Regions from separate parts of the Homo sapiens genome. Here region 2 is linked to region 1. A link is an interaction called in ENCODE POLR2A ChIA-PET data of the cell type or tissue named here. Cell type or tissue: PC-3. All regions are shown on one strand.

Region 1 (4,000 bases):
ATGAATAAGCACTATTCCAAATTTGAATTCAGCTAAGATGTAATGAAGGCAAAGAGAAAAGAGCCTCATTTGTTAAGCACTTGCGGTATGCCTGGCCCCATGCCAGGCCATCAGGCCTGCTACTCCTCTTGTTTGTTTATTTATTTATTTGTGTATTTTTATTTTTTGAGACAGGGTCTCACTCTGTCACCCAGGCTGGAGTGCAGTGGTGCAATCTCGGCTCACTGCAGCCTCGACCTCCTGGGCTCCAATGATCCTCCTGCCTCAGCTTCCCGAGTAACTGGGACCACAAGCGCATGTCACCACGCCTGGCTAATTTTTGTATTTTTTGTAGAGACAGGGTTTCACCTTGTTGGCCAGGCTGGTCTAGAACTCCTGACCTCAAATGATCCACCTGCCTCGGCCTCCCAAAGTGCAGGGATTACAGGCATGAGCCACTGCGCCCGGCCCTCCTCTTGTTTAATAATAACCCAAGCTGGGAGGGAAGAGTCACCATCTACCAGTTGGAAGATGAGGAGGCTAAGGCCAGTAGCACTGTATCCTGGAGGTGGCCAGTAATTACAAATGACCTGGGCAGATGTTCCAGTGAGGAGAATACAGGGCCACTTTGGTCTGTAGCCTCAATTTTCATAATGACCCTTATCATAGCAGTGAGCATTTATTGAGTGCTTCCTGTGTGCCCTGCTCTGTGCTAGCCACCATCCATTCCCTCCCTCACTAATCCTCACAGCACCCTCTGATGTGTGACTGTAGTAAGGTGGAGGTCACCTCTGTGTGACCTTGGGCAGTGACTTCACTTCCTGAAGGCTCAGCCTCGTCACCTGCAATAAGGGGCACTCACAAGCCCACGTCAGAAGGTGCTGTGAGAATTAGTGAGGGAGGGAATGGATGATGGCTAGCACAGAGCGGGGCACACAGGAAGCACTCAATAAATGCCCACTGCCATGATAAGGGTCATTATGAAAATTGAGGCTGCAGACCAAAGCGGCCCTGTATTCTCCGCACTGGAACATCTGCCCGGGTCATTTGCAATTCCAGGACATCACTGGCCACCTCCAGGACACAGTGAAATCATCAACTGCTTCTTTTTTTTTTTTTTTTTTTTTTTTTTTTTGTGAGACAGGGTTTTGCTCTTCTTGCCCAGGCTGGAGTGCAATGGCGCAATCTTGGCTCACTGCAACCTCCACCTCCCGGGTTGAAGCAACTCTCCTGCCTCAGCCTCCCAAGTAGCTGGGATTACAGGCATGCACCACCACACCTGGCTAATTTTTTGTATTTAGTAGAGATGGGGTTTCACCATGTTGGTCAGGCTAGTCTCGAACTTCTGACCGCAGGTGATCCCCTGCCCTAGTCTGGATTATAGGCATGAGCCACCGCCCATCAACTCCTTCTTAAAACGGGCATTAATTATGCATTCACATATGGCACATGGTAATATTATCTAAGTAAGAATAACGTAAGAAGTGCTCGTGTGGCTAGGCGCAGTGGCTCAGACCTGTAATCCCAGCACTTTGGGAGGCCAAGGTGGGCAGATGGCTTAAACCAGGAGTTTGAGACCAGCCTGGACAACATGGTGAAACCCCACCTGTACAAAAAATACAAAAAATTAGCCAGGTGTGGTGGCACATGCCTGTAGTTCCAGCTATTCGGGAAGCTGAGGCAGGAGGATCGCTTGAGCCCGGGAAGTTGAGGCTGCAGGGAGCCGTGATTTCACCACTGCACTCCAGCCTGGGTGACAGAGTGAGATTCTGTCTCTTTAAAAAAAAAAAAAAAATGTGTTCTTGGTTCCTGGAAGCAGGAAATGGTAACCTAGATCTTTCTTGTTGATTCCTCCAGCAAACACAGGAGCAAGCCACGCCTTGGGAGGCCTTGTTTCTGGAATCACAATTCTACCTCCCAAGGAGCTGCTGGTGGAAGGGTGGAGGCTGGTCAGGCTTCTGGTGTTCAGCACCCACTCAGCCCTGGGTTGCTCACAACCATGGACAGGCAGAAGGAGGTCCTGGGCAGGAGCCATCTGCCAGGCTGGAGCACCCTGCAGCCTGGGTCCCACTCCTTGGGCCTGCCTGCAGAGAGGTTAGAAAGGGATTATCTGGCCCTCTCCATCTGGGCACACTGCTCAGCTTCCAGCATGGGGGAGAAGGCCAGTCCAGCCCCTGTAGGAGTGAGCACTCCTGAGTACCAAGCGGCAGGGTGGTGTGAGGGGCTTCTGCAGCAGGGCACAGAGTCCCTGGATGCCAACTGACAGTGTGACTGTATAAAGAAGCGGTCCCAATCTGCACCAGCCGCACAGGCCAGCTATGCTTACATTTACATCAGTTAAAATGAAAAAGCAGAAAAACTCAGTTCTGTAGTCTTACCAATGCCCTACGGCCACACGCAACCAGTGGCTTCCACGCAGGATGGGCAGAGGTAGAACATGTCCACCATCGCAGAAATTTCTAGTAGGCAGCATTGAAGATGCCTTCAATTCAGGAGGCACCAGGTGGAATGAAGGAAATGCCTGTGTCCATTTGCCTGCATCTTAAATGATACACACTGCATCTCTGCTCTGATTGCAAAAGTAAAACATGTTCAAGGGAGCTATCTGGGAAAAATCCCGAAAAGCCTCAAGTGGCCGCTGAGTGCAAAGACCCCAGAATGAGACTTCTTCAGATCAAATCCGGATCCACCACAGGGAGGCCTCTTGTGGGGGGTTCAACTTCTTTGAGGCTCAGTCACCTCCTTTGCAAATTGAGGGTAGTGAAAGTCCCCACCTCTCTGGCTTGTTAGTGAGTTTAACTGAGATAATTGCTATAAAGTGCTTAGAGCAGTAAGACACAGAGTAAGTGGGCAGTAAATATTGGTTGTAGAAATAAGAACTAAAAGTCAAACCACTCCTGCCAACCAGAAATAATTAAGTATTATTAGTTTGGTCTCCTTTCAATAACTTGCCAACGTGAACTGTATGAACTGGCCTGGGAAGACCTCCAAGAGCCACTGTGGATAGAAAAAGCTTAAATTGCTGAATGACGCCTACGTAGCTCACCACTGATGCTTTTAAAAACCCACAAAATACTACTGTTTCCTTTGGCTCATACGTGATATCAAAGCAGAGAGAAAGCTCTGGAAGATTATACTGCAAACCGGCCATGCTGGTGACCTTATGGAGGGCTTTGGGATGGAGCAGCAGGCCTGAGATTTCATTCATGGAACTCTTACATGGACAACTGGATGCCACGCAGGGGTGTGGACCAGTGGTACTGTGCTGCTTCTTTGAGGCTTTGGGGGTTCCTGGAGATGCTTTCTACCATCCTCCAAGTGTGCATGCAGCCAGCCCCCAGTGCACCTTTGCTAAGCACTTGCTGTATGCTGGCCAGTGTCTAGGTGAAGCACGTATAGAGACTCATAAAATGCAGGTGTGGGCCTGGGGCCAGACACACACACAGCGAGTCCCCTTGCCTGTGTGGGAGCCCGCTCAGAGGCCTGCGGGCCAGCAGGCAGCTCTGAGTGGGGAAGCCCTGGCCTCAGCAGGTCCAGGCCGCACAGGAATGTGGGTCCAGCGTGGCCCAGTCTTCCAAATGTTCAAGATAAGCTAGAAATCCAGTTTTAAGGTCAAGTCTCCTAGTTCTCTTTTTAAAAACTTGTGGTAAATGTGCATAACCTAAATTGACCGCCTTCACTGTCCGAAGTCACCACTTGTGGCATGAAGCTCGTTCACACAGACATGCAGCTACCAGCACCATCCAGCTTCGAACCCTGCCATCCTCCCCAGCTGAAACGCGGTCCTTGTTCAGCAACTCTGTCTTCCCTGCCCCCACCCCCTGGCAACCACCACTGACTTTTTGTCTTCATGAGTTTGACTGCTCTAGGACTTCATGTAGGTGGAATCATAGAGTATCTGTCCATATCAGTTCCAGTTTTAAAAAGTCTGAGTGGACTTCGCAAAAACCCCTCTGAGGACTGCCGGGACCCAGGTCGCCGTTTGCTGGCCTCACCCTCCAGCTTAGAGAATTCAAGAGAA
Region 2 (4,000 bases), 130 kb before region 1:
CTACCGCGCCATCCCAGAGCTGGACGCCTATGAGGCCGAGGGACTGGCTCTGGATGATGAGGACGTAGAGGAGCTGACGGCCAGTCAGAGGGAGGCAGCAGAGCGGGCCATGCGGCAGCGTGACCGGGAGGCTGGCCGGGGCCTGGGCCGCATGCGCCGTGGGCTCCTGTATGGTAGGTCCAGTTGTCTGCCTGCCCGAGGGACTGGGAAGCTGGGAAGGAGTCTGGGAGGGGAGTAGAAGGTGCTGGGGATGACCGCAGTAGCAGGTGTCTCTTGCCTCCCCAGACAGCGATGAGGAGGACGAGGAGCGCCCTGCCCGCAAGCGCCGCCAGGTGGAGCGGGCCACGGAGGACGGCGAGGAGGACGAGGAGATGATCGAGAGCATCGAGAACCTGGAGGATCTCAAAGGCCACTCTGTGCGCGAGTGGGTGAGCATGGCGGGCCCCCGGCTGGAGATCCACCACCGCTTCAAGAACTTCCTGCGCACTCACGTCGACAGCCACGGCCACAACGTCTTCAAGGAGCGCATCAGCGACATGTGCAAAGGTGTGGCTTCCCTACGCCCCCGCCTCAGCCCCTGTAGCGCCTCCCTAAATCCTCCCCAGAAAGTTGTCTGAGCCGAGTGAACACGTGAAGCACAGGGCATATGGCTGAGAGGTCTGTCAGAGAAACCAAAAGTTTTGAGTTTTGCATCAGGGCTCTCCTGCTGGCTATGCAGTGACCACATCTGGGCCACCAAAGCGTTTTTTGACAAGCTTGAAAATGGACAGATTTTATATAAAAATCTGGATTACTACTTTGATCTTTGTAATAGGAATTGACTCTTTTTTTTTTTTTTTTTTTTTTTGAGACGGAGTTTTGTTCTTGTTTCCCAGGCTGGAGTGCAATGGCACGGTCTCGGCTCACTGCAACCTCCGCCTCCTGGGTTCAAGCGTTTCTCATGCCTCAGCCTCCCGAGTAGCTGGAATTACAGGCATGCACCACCATGCCTGACTAATTTTTTTTTTTTAGTAGAGAAGGGGTTTCTCCATGTTGGTCAGACTGGTCTCAAACTCCCGACCTCAGGTGATTTGCCCGCCTTGGCCTCCCAGAGTGTTGAGATAACAGGCGTGAGCCACCGTCCCCAGCCAGGAATTGACTTTTAAAAGGGACATGTAGATCTTGATTCCTGCAATTCCTTCCACTGCTTTTTGTCCTGTGTTTGTCAGTTTCTTCCTGGCTCTTGTAAGGCGTTTCATGTTTGTAGCTGTGTAGGCACTCTGCTCATATTTAATTTAACCCCCCAGCAACTTTGTACACTGTGTGACATGCCCATTTTACGGAGTAGGAAGTTGAAGCTCAGGCTATGTCACAGCTGAAGTGTGGTAGACCTAGAAGTGAAAGCTGGGCTTTCTAGGTCAAAATCAATGGTCGGGGTGGGTAGGCCTTGCTTCTCACACAGGCATTGTTGCAGCCCAGCCCAGGCCTCATGCTTAGTTAACTCTCTTCCCACTGTGCCCCCTTCTAGAGAACCGTGAGAGCCTGGTGGTGAACTATGAGGACTTGGCAGCCAGGGAGCACGTGCTGGCCTACTTCCTGCCTGAGGCACCGGCGGAGCTGCTGCAGATCTTTGATGAGGCTGCCCTGGAGGTGGTACTGGCCATGTACCCCAAGTACGACCGCATCACCAACCACATCCATGTCCGCATCTCCCACCTGCCTCTGGTGGAGGAGCTGCGCTCGCTGAGGTGAGCTGAGGGCAGGTGAGGATGGCAGGTCCGAGCTCAGTGCTGGGTGACTCGGTCGTGATTCCTGAAGAGCGATTGTGGTGTGGGCGGGGAGGGTGCAGCCAGCAGCATCCTCATCGCAGGTGAGTTGTGGTTGCACAGGAGTGTGATGGGAGGGATCTTCCCGGGCTGGGGGCTGGGCCCAATTTCCAGGACAGTGTGTTGGGACACTCTCGTCTGCAGCCTGGCCTCACCCTGGCTCACGGCTTCTGATGCACCCTCTGCCTCCGCAGGCAGCTGCATCTGAACCAGCTGATCCGCACCAGTGGGGTGGTGACCAGCTGCACTGGCGTCCTGCCCCAGCTCAGCATGGTCAAGTACAACTGCAACAAGTGCAATTTCGTCCTGGGTCCTTTCTGCCAGTCCCAGAACCAGGAGGTGAAACCAGGCTCCTGTCCTGAGTGCCAGTCGGCCGGCCCCTTTGAGGTCAACATGGAGGAGGTGAGAGAGGACACAAGGTCTGCTGCCAGCTGTCCTTAGGGGTGCCCAGTATGCAGGACCTGACTGGCCTCTCAGGCTGTGGAAGACCAGTGTGGGCAGCCGCAAGAAGCAAGATAGAATTGTGTGTTGGCCACACCCTGGGGTGGACCCAGTCTGTCTGGCCAGTGGACTTAGCTTGGCCCACACGACGTTTTTAGGAATTCAAGTCAATATTTAAGTCAGGCGATTTGTTTAAACCATACAAGTTTATGGCTCCTCTTGAAACATGAGAAGATCTGGCAAACAGGGCCCACTTCTTGCCAGGTCACTCCTTCAGGATGTGTGCTTACCAGTCTCCATGGTGCCATCACTCACGTGGGGTGGCTGCAGTCCCATCGGGACTTCCCCTCAGCTTGTTTCTGGGACCTGTCTGGCTCACGTGGGGCCCCTGGACCATACCAACCTCCTGCACCATATTCAGGAGACGCTGCCAAAGCCTCTGATGTTAAGGTCTTAGGCACATGTAATGTGCCTTTGTACTTGAGCGTCCCTGTAAATGGGCTCATCGCCATCGCTGTGGTGGCGCCCAGGCCCCTTGACTGCCTTGCTGCTGTGGCTGTTGGCTGTCCTCTTCTCACCGCTCTGCAGTGCAGTTCTGCGAACTGTCCCAGCTGGAGCCACCTTGCCAGAAAATGCCTCAGAGGTTCCACCTGTGGCCACCTACAGCCAAAAGCTGACCCGTCTCGTCTCGGGTGGGGCAGCTGCAGGCCAGATGCCAGCTGAGCCACGTCTTTGCTCACTCTTCCCATGCCCTGTCTGTCTCCCTCAGGCCTTGCTTCTAGGGACCTGAGATAGTACCTGGTAGAGGGTTAACAGTTACAGCTATCATTCATGGAGTAACTTACCAGTGCCAGGTGGTGGGTGGTTTATTACCTGGTCCTTTTTCACAGCTCATGAGGCAGGAACTGTTACTGGCCCCACTTTGCCGAGTGTTTAGAGAACTGGCTGAGGTCACCCAACCAGAATGTGTGTTAGAGGTCCACAGCTCAGGCATCTTGATCTAGAGCATGTGCTTTTAACTGCAGTGCCATGTTGTGAGATAATGGGTACGAAATGACATGGCACAGTGCTGGCCTGTGATACTTGACAGTGACAGCCAAAACTTCCTGTAACTTAACATTTATCAGATGCTGGATTAGGTTGATGTATGTATGACTTGCTTTAATTCTTATTGTGAGGTTGCAGAGAAGGCACAGAGAGAGGAAGTCACTTGCCCAAGATCACACAGCTTAGACACAGAACCCAGGCAGCCTGGTTCCAGCATCGGTACTCAAGACAGCTTAGCTGTAAAGCATAGAGCAGGTGCTGAGTCTGGCCGTCAGAAGGCATCCCAGAGGGATGGTGTGGCAGGAGTGGGGACTGTCAACTGATGTGCTGAGTCGCCATGAACTCATTCCTTGCTGTCTTTGGCTCTCCATTTGCCACTCAGGAGTCGGAATCCTGCCTGTTCTCCCTCCTGTTCGGGGGTCAAGGTTAGGTGACATAGTAAGTCAGTGATTTGAGGCCTTCTGTGTGTCCCTCGCAGACCATCTATCAGAACTACCAGCGTATCCGAATCCAGGAGAGTCCAGGCAAAGTGGCGGCTGGCCGGCTGCCCCGCTCCAAGGACGCCATTCTCCTCGCAGATCTGGTGGACAGCTGCAAGCCAGGAGACGAGATAGTAAGTGGCCGGGGCAGGCTGGGAGGGAGCCAAGTTGCAGAGGGAACTGGCAGAAGCAGTTGTGGCTGGGCCGGTGGCGGTGTCTATGGTCGCA

The links. Peaks named below come from ENCODE experiments on the same cell type or tissue, not always from the same donor. Only the 100,000 strongest peaks of a DNase experiment are listed, where the experiment ranks them.
Region 2: POLR2A ChIA-PET joins it to region 1 with 7 read pairs; 3 of 35 experiments call an interaction of 5 or more read pairs at or near these places.

What each region holds. Positions count from the first base shown.
Region 1 is chr3:127,736,546-127,740,545 of GRCh38, forward strand. All of the region lies in intron 3 of MGLL (monoglyceride lipase), which reads right to left. Among named protein-coding and RNA genes, the nearest start is that of ABTB1, 66 kb to the left of the region's middle. RefSeq lists an enhancer at 1,430-1,992. In PC-3, no CTCF peak of the experiment used is centred here; no DNase peak of the experiment used is centred here; H3K27ac peaks cover 1,368 bases.
Region 2 is chr3:127,604,611-127,608,610 of GRCh38, forward strand. It overlaps MCM2 (minichromosome maintenance complex component 2), which reads left to right. Exons shown (of 16, transcript NM_004526.4): 3 at 1-173; 4 at 286-546; 5 at 1,508-1,727; 6 at 2,000-2,207; 7 at 3,772-3,906. Among named protein-coding and RNA genes, the nearest start is that of MCM2, 8.2 kb to the left of the region's middle. In PC-3, no CTCF peak of the experiment used is centred here; no DNase peak of the experiment used is centred here; H3K27ac peaks cover 312 bases.